Regions from separate parts of the Homo sapiens genome. Here all the other regions are linked to region 1. The links are chromatin contacts, found by Hi-C in ENCODE. All regions are on one chromosome and are shown on one strand. The core of a region is the stretch at or near the end of the contact, and the rest is flanking DNA. Distances in the headings are between cores, read along the strand shown. Region 1 overlaps CDCP1 (CUB domain containing protein 1). Region 2 overlaps LRRC2 (leucine rich repeat containing 2). Region 3 overlaps LOC124909489 (a long non-coding RNA gene).

The links. A loop is a pair of places that touch in the nucleus more often than their neighbours do. Pooled maps may share reads with other maps.
Region 2: a loop to region 1 is called in a map with no recorded cell type, with 10 times the contacts of the local background. The contact joins two enhancer-like sites. A Hi-C loop is called at or near these places in 2 of 37 single-sample maps with no recorded cell type and 3 of 50 pooled maps.
Region 3: a loop to region 1 is called in a map with no recorded cell type, with 11 times the contacts of the local background. The contact joins two enhancer-like sites. A Hi-C loop is called at or near these places in 2 of 37 single-sample maps with no recorded cell type.

Annotation. Positions count from the first base shown.
Region 1 is chr3:45,121,469-45,125,119 of GRCh38, reverse strand. The region is part of intron 1 of CDCP1 (CUB domain containing protein 1); the gene reads left to right. Among named protein-coding and RNA genes, the nearest start is that of CDCP1, 23 kb to the left of the region's middle. RefSeq lists enhancers at 142-641, 642-1,143. Within about 2 kb of position 1,924, at least 10 of the 41 ENCODE cell types and tissues checked have a DNase peak (open chromatin) inside an H3K27ac peak, as active enhancers do.
Region 2 is chr3:46,537,042-46,540,692 of GRCh38, reverse strand. It overlaps LRRC2 (leucine rich repeat containing 2), which reads left to right. Exons shown (of 9, transcript NM_024512.5): 4 at 1,492-1,648. Among named protein-coding and RNA genes, the nearest start is that of LRRC2-AS1, 19 kb to the left of the region's middle. RefSeq lists an enhancer at 1,572-1,631. Within about 2 kb of position 1,777, at least 16 of the 41 ENCODE cell types and tissues checked have a DNase peak (open chromatin) inside an H3K27ac peak, as active enhancers do.
Region 3 is chr3:44,044,487-44,048,137 of GRCh38, reverse strand. The region is part of intron 2 of LOC124909489 (a long non-coding RNA gene); the gene reads right to left. Among named protein-coding and RNA genes, the nearest start is that of MIR138-1, 68 kb to the left of the region's middle. RefSeq lists an enhancer at 1,916-2,155. Within about 2 kb of position 2,102, at least 5 of the 41 ENCODE cell types and tissues checked have a DNase peak (open chromatin) inside an H3K27ac peak, as active enhancers do.

The DNA of each region.
Region 1 (3,651 bases), core at 675-3,174:
TCCTGGTTGGCACACTCATATCCATTCTTTTAGACCCATCTTAAGTCATACGCCTTCTGTGAAGCCCTCCTTGACCACCACCCCCAGATGGTTGATAGCAGACCCTCAATGTCTTCAGAGTACCTTGAAGTTCCCTGGTGTCCTAAAATTACTATTTGGGTCTAATGAACAGACAGGCAAATGTTCATTCAATGTGTGTGAATTCAACACTCGCTCCCTGCAGGGAATAAAGGTTGGGAGAAATCATTGCAATGGTGTGTGTGTCCCCTTGGGGTGGATATGAGGTAGGGTATAAACTTGCCAATCTGCTGGACATCCTGGGGCTCCCATGGTGTGCACATCCACAATTTAATGAAACGTATTTTGCAAACCTGGCCCCTAAAAGCATATCACGACTTATCTGATGCTCAGTCTGAAAAGCAGGGATCTGCTCCATGGATGGAGGAAACACCAGCTGCTGGACTTGTTGAGAATGGAATGTTGGTCTGCAATGTGACCTCTTCCTAAGAGAGGACAGGGCTATTTTGGCCATAAGTGGAACCTGACTCACATGCAAGCCGTGACTGAGCAGCCACAAACTTCTTGGTTTCTGAGTCTGCCTCCCTTGGCATCCTGGGCACTCCTCCAGGGCACCATGCATCTTAATATGTATCTCCTGGTGCCTAGGCTGAGCCCAGCCCTGGCTGGGAGCTGCTCAGTCCATCTTCCTTGGACAGAGAAGGTGAATGAGAGCCGAGTCCCACAGGCAACCACACCCAGAATTGAGGCAACTTGTTCCAATTCGTCTACAAATTTTAGACGGGTTGCCAGTTATTTTGCCAGTCTTTTAAACTGTATTTGACAGATCTGGGAGAAAAATGACTTCCGGTGTTTATCACCTGGAATTCCCTCCCCTACATTAGTTTCCCTTACTAGAATCGAGAATTGCAAAGAAATAGGATGGCAGGGAGAAGAAATAACAGGGATGTGTGATATGGTGATTAATGAATGGTGAATCATGAATGATGATTAAAACAAATGGAAATTCTTCCCCCAACCCTGCCTGCCCAGGAAGGAGCTGGTGAGGCAGATGCTCACAAAGGTGTCCTAATAAGGAGAGGTCAGGAGGCAGGAGAGCTGAAGAAAAGAGCTGTGTGTGACTCAGGAGCCCAAGCCTGTGCCTTGTAAGCTTTTCCAAATGCCCTAAGCCCAGGAGCCCATGCACTGCTCTAGTGAAAGCTTGGATGCCTTTCAGCCCATAAAGCCTCAAAGTCACACCAGAATCTGGAGCATTTCTAAGTTTCTCTGAACCTGGGTAATGATTTTCTGAAATATTAGACCAATGAAATACCAAATTCCTGGGGAGGCAAAAGAAAGAGATGTGATCCAAGCATTTGTGATCAAATGAGCTGACAAGTTACTCTACTTAAGCAGTGGGGATTTTACCACTGTTTTTATTGCAGCGAAATAAATGCCTCCAGAGTGGCAGAATTGGTGGGGGTCAGGAGAGAGTCCACATTTCAAGTATGTACAAGGTGTTGAATCATTATCTTCTTGCTCCTGTTCACCCCTTCTAGCTAACTTATTTATCAGTTAGGATGAGGGGGATCATTAAAAATGACAGCCATGTGAGTGATGTGTCCTTGGCTGTGACCCTAGAAAAGAGCCTATAATATAAGTCATCTCCTCCTGTTGGAAAGGTAGCTAAATTCAGCTTTGCCTATCATGTGTCTTTAGCTTAGTTGTTTCCTCTGAACTATGAGCTGGACACCAGGTGGGGGATTACTCAAGCCCAAATTCTCTGGTCTGGTATACCAAAGAATAGTTACAAACTACAGCTGGACAGTAGAACGTGCTGGGTTGATCATCTCAGCCAGGGCAAAGAAACATATTAAGACGTTAAACATCTACCAGGAGTGAGTCATTTAACCCTCGTAAGGTTTCATCTTCCTTGATTGCAAAATGAGTTTGTGTGAAAGACCATAAATAAAAAATAGAAACAACAGAAGTAGCATTAGTAATTCATGAAGGAAGGACTGGTATATTCAACGCTTAGAGTTGGAACAATGGGCTCTCCATATGGAAAAAAAAGTAAAAGCGAATCCCTACTTCTCACCATGGACCAAAAAAAAAAAAATCCCTACGTCTCAGCATAGACCAGTACAGATTCCCAGAGCCCTTGTTATACCTACTAGGGCTTAGAACTTTATCACAGACCATTTGTAGGCCCTTAGTCTAGGCTATTAATTCCCTAAGGGCAGGGACTCTGGCTGTTTTTATCATTAAGTCATTTGCACCAAGTGTGTCCCTAGAATAGATTATGAACCCAGAAAATGTTTGTCGAATGAATACATCATTTCCAAAATTCTTTAAAAAATGAATTTCTAGGCCAGGTGCAGTGGCTCACACCTGTAATCCCAGCACTTTGGGAGGCCGAGGTGGGCAAATCACTTGAGGCCAGGAGTTCAAGACCAGCCCAGCCAACATGGTGAAACCCCCTCTTTACTACAAAATACAAAAATTAGCCAGGCGTGGTGGCACACCTGTAGTCCCAGCTACTCGGGAGACTGAGGCACGAGAATCACTTGAGTCCCAAAGGCAGAGGTTGCCAAGATCACGCCATTGCACTCCGGCCTGGGCAACAGAGGGAAACTCTGTCTCAAAAAAAAATTTCTAAAAGAGATTATACATTTTTCTGGCTGGGCACAATGGCTCACGCCTGTAATCCCAGCACTTTGGGAGGCTGAGGTGGGTGGATCACCTGAGGTCAGGAGTTCAAGACCAGCTTGGCCAACATGGTGAAACCCCAGCTCTACTAAAAATACAAAAATTAGCTGAGCGTGGTGGCACATGCCTTTAGTCCCAGCTACTCGGGAGGCTGAGGCAGGAGAATAGCTTGAGCCCAGGAGGCGGAGGTTGCAGTGAGCCGAGGTTGCGCCACCGCACTCCAGCCTGGGCAACAGAGTGAGATTCCGTCTCAAAAAAAAAAAAAAAAATACAGATTATACATTTTTCTTTGACTGTCATTATAAAAGAATACCTTGCCATATACCCAGAATTATTTTGGGTACTAACCTGGCCAAACAACAGAGAAGAACTGAGTGGAGAGATTTTGGTGAGATCAGCTTTGGTCTTCTCTGAATCTAAGTTAAAGAGATTTAAAATATTACATATACCTAGGCTTCCCCCAAAATATTATTAAACCATATTTTAACTGTGGTAATGATTATTCTTTTATTAATTTATTACATGCCTACTTTGTGTGAAAACATGATCTTTTGAACACTTTTTCTTTTTATTAAGGTATAGCTTACATAAAATAAACATCATCAATTTTAAGTGTACAGTTTGATGAATTTTGGCATTTGTATACAAGGTGTAATCACTGCTATCGTCAAGATACAAAACAGTCCCCTCACCCTGCACGGTCTGCTTTGCCCCCTGGTACTCCATTCCCTCTCCCCATCTCTAGCCTTAGGCAATGCAGCTCTGCTTAGCGTCTAGCACTGATTTAAAATAATGATCATAGGGGCAGGAATTTTTAAATAAAGGATAAAAAAGCTGACAGAAGGGGAAATGGGAATAAGAAAGAAATTGGTAACATAGCTAGATGGGCTGTAGCCTCAGATTGGACTCAGCTTCACTTGCTGGTGAATTAGCCCAACTTGGAGA
Region 2 (3,651 bases), core at 528-3,027, 1.4 Mb before region 1:
TTGAACTTCTTAATTTTTAACAAGGTGCCTGCATTTTCATTTTGCACTAGGCTCTGCAAACTCAGTAGTGGATCCTTACTGTAAGTGATTCACTTAAATGTCTTTGGGGTTTCAGCTTTCCTCTTCCAAAGGGGCTCACTTTGCCTATCAATTTTTTTTTTTTTTTTTGAGATGGAGTCTCACTCTGTCACCCAGGCTGGAGTGCAGTGGTGCTATTTTGGCTCACTACAACCTTCGCCTCCTGGGTTCAAGCGATTCTCCTTCCTCAGCCTCCCAAGTAGCTGGGATTACAAGTGCACGCCACCACACCTAGCTAATTTTTGTATTTTTAGTAGAGATGGGGTTTCACCATGTTGGCCAGGCTGGTCTCGAACTCCTGACCTCAGGTGATTCACCCGCCTTGGCCTCCCAAATTGCTGGGATTACAGGCGTGAGCCACTGTGCCCGGCCCACTTTGCCTATCTTATGGTACTGTTGCATGAGATAATACTAGAGTGAAAGCACTTTTGCAAGTTAACAGCTTAACCCACACACAGGAGGGCAATGGTTGTAAAGCACATTACAAGTACCAAGTACAAAAAAGAAGGATCACTATGGACTCCATTGCTCCCTCCACCTCCCCTTCAACTGCCATGGAGTTTTCCACACCTCATCCCACCTCCACCCTGTGCTCCAGCCACTTTGCTGATGGTGCGTTGTGGTCAGCTTCTGAGGTCAGGGGACCTGTGTGTCTCGTCTTTGCCCCACCCCTCAGTGCTGAGCACCCCTCACCTGCAATGGGGGCTCGGTAACTCTCGGTGAATTAGATTTCTTCAGCTGGACAAATAGCCTCCTTAAAGTCTTTAAACGCTTCTTGCTTGACACCTTTACAGTTTTATCCCAGAACACTTGAGCTAGGGGAGGCCTTGGACACTGAGTTCATCAATGTCATTTCAGCAGTGGAGACCCAGGGAGGTGGCGTGACTGGAAAATGGCAGGGCCTGGGCCGGAACTCAGGTGTCCCAGCTGACTGTCTTTCTCATGCTTTTTCCCTTTCATAGACTCTTAAGAATATTTGGAAATGTGGTACAGCAAATATTAGAGGTTTATCAAGTATTTCTAAAAGCAACTACAGACAAAGGGAAACGAAGCACAAATTTTGAAATCGAATGTATAGACAGACCTTAGGGGATGTTAAGTTGGTATGTTGCAAATAAATAATACACATTGTGGCTCTAAGTGTGAGTCTGGTTTTTTGTGTTCACTAGGATTTAATTTTAATAACATCATGAATTCACGGCAGTTTTGAAATAGGGCTAATATACTGTTGTGAAGTTGACGACAACTGCGGTGTCTTTGGTTTCTTTTTGAAATGGCTGGAGTGCTGGTGGTTAAGTTTTATGCTCTCGTGTCTGCTTTCTCACTTCCTGTTTTAAAATAAATGCTTGGTTTTACACGGCTTTGTGCACACGGAGGAGCTAGTTCTGATTGATGTCATTCTTTCTATTTTAGGAGCTCCCAGATTCATTGAAGGAGCAGACACACCTGAGAGAATGGTACATAAGCAATACCTTGATTCAAATCATTCCTACATATATTCAGTTATTTCAAGCGATGAGAATTCTGGATCTGCCAAAAAACCAAATCTCACATCTTCCAGCAGAAATCGGTATGTCAACTTAGCAGGGGTCTTCGGGCCTCTGGTGTGTTAAGCAGGCAGCTGTCAGGCAGGTGACAGACACTGTGCAGACACCGTGTTTCCTCTCCAGCTTCCCCAGGAAGTGGTTGGGCAGGGCCGTTTGGAGGCTCCCCAGAGCTGCTTGTTTGCAGCATCCCTTTGGGTGGTGAGGTCGGCGTCTCGCCTGTATAACTCAGCACACAGGACACTTGCCAATTGCTCAGAAACCAGAAGTTTCATGAGTGAGCAATATTTTATTTAGGAACTCTGTGTTTATTTTCTTTTTGTTTTAAACCTATAAACGTGCAGTATGCTTATTAGAAATGTAATGTATTGCTCTTATACATTAGTCCATTGATAAATCTAGTTTAGCTTATGTTGTCTTTTTTTTTCTTTTCCTTGAGACGGAGTTTCGCTCTTGTTGCCCCAGCTGGAGTGCAATGGCACAATCTCGGCTCACTGCAACCTCTGCCTCCCTGGTTCAAGTGATTCTCCTGCCTCAGCCTCCCAAGTAGCTAGGGTTACAGTCACGTGCCACCAGCTGATTTTGTATTTTTTTTTTTAGTAGAGAAGGGGTTTCACCATGTTGACCAGGCTGGTCTCAAACTCCTGACCTCAGGTGCTCTGCCTGCCTCGGCTTCCCAAAGTGCTGGGATTACAGGCATGAGCCACAGTAACCAGCCTGATGTCTTTTTGATGGATCAAAATTTTATAATTCTCAGTCATTATTCAGTTGTGTTATCTTAAAATGAAAATGACAGTGATCATTATTGCTTCTCTTTTTCCTGGGGTGCAAGGAGTGAAGGTCTGGAGCTGCATGGAGCTCCATTCTTACACATGTGCCCTGGGACCAGTGGTTTCGCATAGTTATGTGAAAATTTACCAGAAGCCAAGACCCTGTGGGACAGGTGGCTTGTGGAGCCTCTGGTGTTCATACATGTCTTGCTGGCTGTGTCAAGACTACAAGGCTCTGACCACCCTCTTACCCAGGCCGATCTTGGGGATGCATATGCATGTACTAACCTTGAGGGATGAGGAGACACCTGCTCCCAGGCAAAGAGCAGCCTTGCTAACCACTTGCTGTAAAAGTGGTGGGTTCCCCAAGCTCAGGGTTCTCAGCTGTGATGTATATGTGCATAGCATCTATCCAGGCCATCTGCATCACGCTTGGTAAACTTAGCTGTAAGTGCAACTCACATCAGTATGCTGTGTTGGACCAGGAGCCTCGTGTCTTCTGTCGGTATCCATGAAACAGGAATAGGCAAAATTTATTAGCTTCTAAGCAGGGTAAAATCAAATTTTAGACCCAACAAGGATAAGTACTTCTGTTTCCTTGCCTAGTTTCTGGAAAGGTAGAAAGGACCTTAGAATTTCTATGACTGAAAAGTACCATTTTTGACATGTAAGGGGTCATTTACCTCCTGCCCCTTTATTTTGCAAATTGGAGAGACCCACTGACTGAATCATTAACTGACTGAATCATTATCATTTACATATTACACTAAGGAACTTCTTCAGAGCCTGGGCTAGAAGCCAGATTTCACTATTTGCAGGTCATTTTTGGGCAAGCTCATGGTATATTTAAATAACTGGATAGAGTTTCTGAGGACTGAGTTACTTTTAAAAACCCTTTTTAGGCTGGAGGCGGTGGCTCATGCCTGGAATCCCAGCACTTTGGGAGGCTGAGGCAGGCAGATCACTTGAGCCTAGGAGTTTGAGACCAGCCCGGGCAACATGGCAAAACCCCATCTCTACAAAAAGTAAAACATTAGCCAGGCATGATGGCGTGTGCCTGTGGGAGGATCGCTTGAGCCCAGGAGGTTGAGGCTGCAGTGAGCGGTGATGGCACCAGCCATCACTCCAGCCTGGGTGACAGGGTGAGACCCTGTCTCAAAACAAACAAACAAACAACCCTTTTCAAGTAGAAAGGTTCTGTCCTTATACATTTGAGAAGCCACAGTGGTTGACCTAGACTCAGGGATCCTTGCCATCCT
Region 3 (3,651 bases), core at 853-3,352, 1.1 Mb after region 1:
TGATGCTTAACAGAGGAATGGGCATCTGAAGCTTTCCACAAACATGTCCATGCTGTTAACTGAACGGTATATAAAAAATGTGGATGCTAACAATACTTTTGGACCCCAGCTAGGTTGCAGAAATCTAGCAAGGTTTCTCCAGGTCCTAAGCCCTCCCCTATGGAGATGGAGCAGGTTTCACTGGTTACAGAGAATCAGCAGTGGACACCAGTAATCAGAAGATATCATTCACAGCCAGATTTTTTAGGCACAGTGCTGTATCACACAGTAACTTGAAACTAATAAGAGGTAATAACGTGTTAAAATTTTAAGAATAAGATTGGCTTCTAAAAATATCATTGCCAAGTCTACCCATATAATCACATCCCTTGCATTCCGACGAGCCTGCTGGAGTGGGAAAGGGGGTGAATTTTGGTGACTGCCAGGGAACTGCTCATGGTGGGCAGCCTACTTTGTCTATGCCATGGCCCTTAGTGGTTCCCATTAATCGTGTCCTATTAATACTGGTGGCAGTTACTAAGTACCTTCATGCTTTATTTTCATATCCAAGATGTTTGTTCTTAGTTTTGTTGGAATCAAAGGATACCCATGGAAGTTTATTTCACATGTCAATATTACCTAGTGCCTATGTCTGTGGTGGGGGTAGAGGGACAAGAATTTTCTCTGAAGCAGTCAGAATTCTTTTGATGGAGAACTTGGAACTGGAAGAAGTAGGTCATTGCTTGGCACAGCTGGTTACAGCTCAGCCTGGGGATCCTAAGGTCCCACCTGGCTGGGAGGACTTCCAGGTTCAGGTCAAGTCTATGCATCTTTCAAAGCCTTCTCCTCTCAATATGGTTTTCTCAGGTGTTTTTAGTACAGAAAGGAGAAGGCACTCCTGGTCTACCTGAATCATGGTGCATGTGGAGGCTGTAGTTCTGCCTGCAAAGCAGTTGGGTTTTTGGATTTACAAAGCAAGTGCAAGCAACAAGGGCAGACTTTCCAGGGGCTGAGTCTCAGAACTAAGAGGTCGAACCACCGAAAATGACCTTCACAATCATGAATCTATTGTCTTATTCTCACCCTTTGACAAGGAAAAATACACAGTGAAAAAAACTGGATTATAAAACACTGTTCAACATAATCATAATTTAGTAAACCAAAAATGTATGCAAATACTTATAGAAAGAATACTGAAACAGCAAAATATTAATGGTGGTCCCTTTGACTTTCTCCCTCTGCCATTTTTGGATATAGAATGATAACACTAGCTGTGTTGTACCCCCTTCAGGAAGTTCTTCACTCTATTATGCACATACAGAGGCTAACAATATACGGAAAATGTTACATCTCACACCCTTAGACTTCTGCAGGAAATAACCCAAGGGCTACCAAGTTCACACCAACATACCATACAATGCTGCAAGGAAGATTATCATACTTGATTGTAAAATTGATACTTAGTTTGAAGCCCTCTTAACATTTTCATCCATTCCACCAAAAATTAATCTTCTCTGTTCTATATTAATGGTGACTGGCTAACAAAGGAATCTCTACAATTGATTATAAAATTGATACTTAGTTTGAAACCTCTTAATATTTTCATCCATTCCACCAAAAATTAATCTTTTCTGTTCTATATTAATGGTGACTGGCTAACAAAGGAGTCTCTAAACTTGTTTGAGCACATGACCTCAATGGTAAAAGAGACTAATCATAACACAGACTTACGCATATTTATTCATAAAGTGGGTGCATGTATACTTACATGTTAAGTCCATTATCAAATGTATGAGAATGGAACTGTTCTAGTCCAATGGTCTGTATTTTTCCTGTACCACACTGGGTTATCTTGTGTGTGCCTGACTTTGGAGATCTAGAGTTTAAACACCAGAGAGAAAAAAGTGGCCAGCATAATATGGCTGATGTTAATTTGCTACCTGGGAGGCTTCCTGGGCAGGGATCCAGAAATCTCCACCATTCACCCCCTCGCATGCATAAGGGCTCCACCAGCCAGCACCTTGGAAACCCCCAACCAGATGTGTACAGTGGACTCAACCATCTGCACCTGGCAGGTCACCAGCAGGAACTCATTCTTTCCTGGGCTGAAAGTCCCTTCCCACAGAGAGGCTCAGGGTGGCTGTGACTGGGGACTTCACAGTTGGCTGAGGGCCAAGGAACCTCTGCGAATGAAGCACTTCCCTATTTTTTCATATGGTTTGTCTAGAAGATGACTAAATAGAAAAGCTTTGGTGATTCTTCTTTTTCTGCTCAGCACTCAAATATAAACAGTGGTCAGAGTAATAATAATCATAGGTTTTGGAATGTTTTCATAAAAATTTGATGTCAATTAGGACATTCAGGAAAGCTAAAAACACCTCGGTGTAATGCCACATCCAGATTTGCCTTTAAAATCGTGAATAAAAAATGCTGAGAATCTGCATGGTTTTCTAGTTCCTCCAAACAAGTTCTGAGTGACAGGGGATAGCTCATTAAGTTCAATTCTGGGGAGATTAGAAGTTTAAAAAATAATCAACCCTAAACTAATGTGACTCCAAAACCAAGTCTCATAAAATGTCTGTTAACCTTCAATTCCATCTTTGCCAAGTAGAAGCTCTAAGAGTGTCTGGGGTTCCCAGCACCTCATCTAACATCCAGTGCTAGCAGAAAGCAAGAACACAGTCCCTCTGCTGAAGAATGAATGAGCAAACGAATGATCACTTGATAGCCTGGAGTTCATTATTGAGGTACAGACGTAAGCCTATATGTTCTAGTGGTTTGTTTTAGAGGCTTTATTTATTTATTTATTTTTACTAGATGCTGGAAAGACAGATGAAAGTAATGATGCCTTCTAACTTCAAAGAGCTCACAGACCAGTGAGAAAAAAAGAAGGTGAGCAGAGAACATCAACCTAGGGTGCTCTCACGAGGGTCTGAACACGTTGCAGGAGGTTGTGGAGGAATGCTTAACATGGGTGCAGAAAGGTTTCGGTGGGGGCCTGGCCCTTGGGGCCAGGTAGTGATGGGTGAGGGAACTGGTCAGCCTGTGCAGCTGGGGCTGGAGGGCCATTCCCAGCACAGCAATCAGCTCGTGGGGTGCACAGAAGCACAGTGTGACTGGGAAGGGTGACAAGTCCAAAGTGCTTAGGCCCAAAGGAAAAGGTTGCCTGCCTGGGAAGCACCACGCAAGCTAAGGCATTTTCATTCTACCCTGCAGGCAGTGAGGAAACTAGAGGTGGTTTTAAGTAGGACACAGAGTCTCCTTCCTTACTTTTTTTTTTTTTTGAGATGGAGTCTCGCTCTGTCGCCCAGGCTGGAGTGCAGTGGCCAGATCTCAGGTCACTGCAAGCTCCGCCTCCTGGGTTCACGCCGTTCTCCTGCCTCAGCCTCCAGAGCAGCTGGGACTACAGGTACCCACCACCACGCCCAGCTAATTTTTTGTATTTTTAGTAGAGACGGGGTTTCAGTAGAGACGGGGCTTCACCGTGTTAGCCAGGATGGTCTCAATCTCCTGACCTAACAGGTGATCCGCCCACCTTGGCCTCCCAAAGTGTTGGGATTACAGGCGTGAGCCACTGCTCCTGGCCTCCTTCCTTACTTTTTTAAAGCATGACTGGATTTGAAAAGAAAAAAAAAGATTACCAATGTGAAAAAAGAAAATACCCAAAAATAA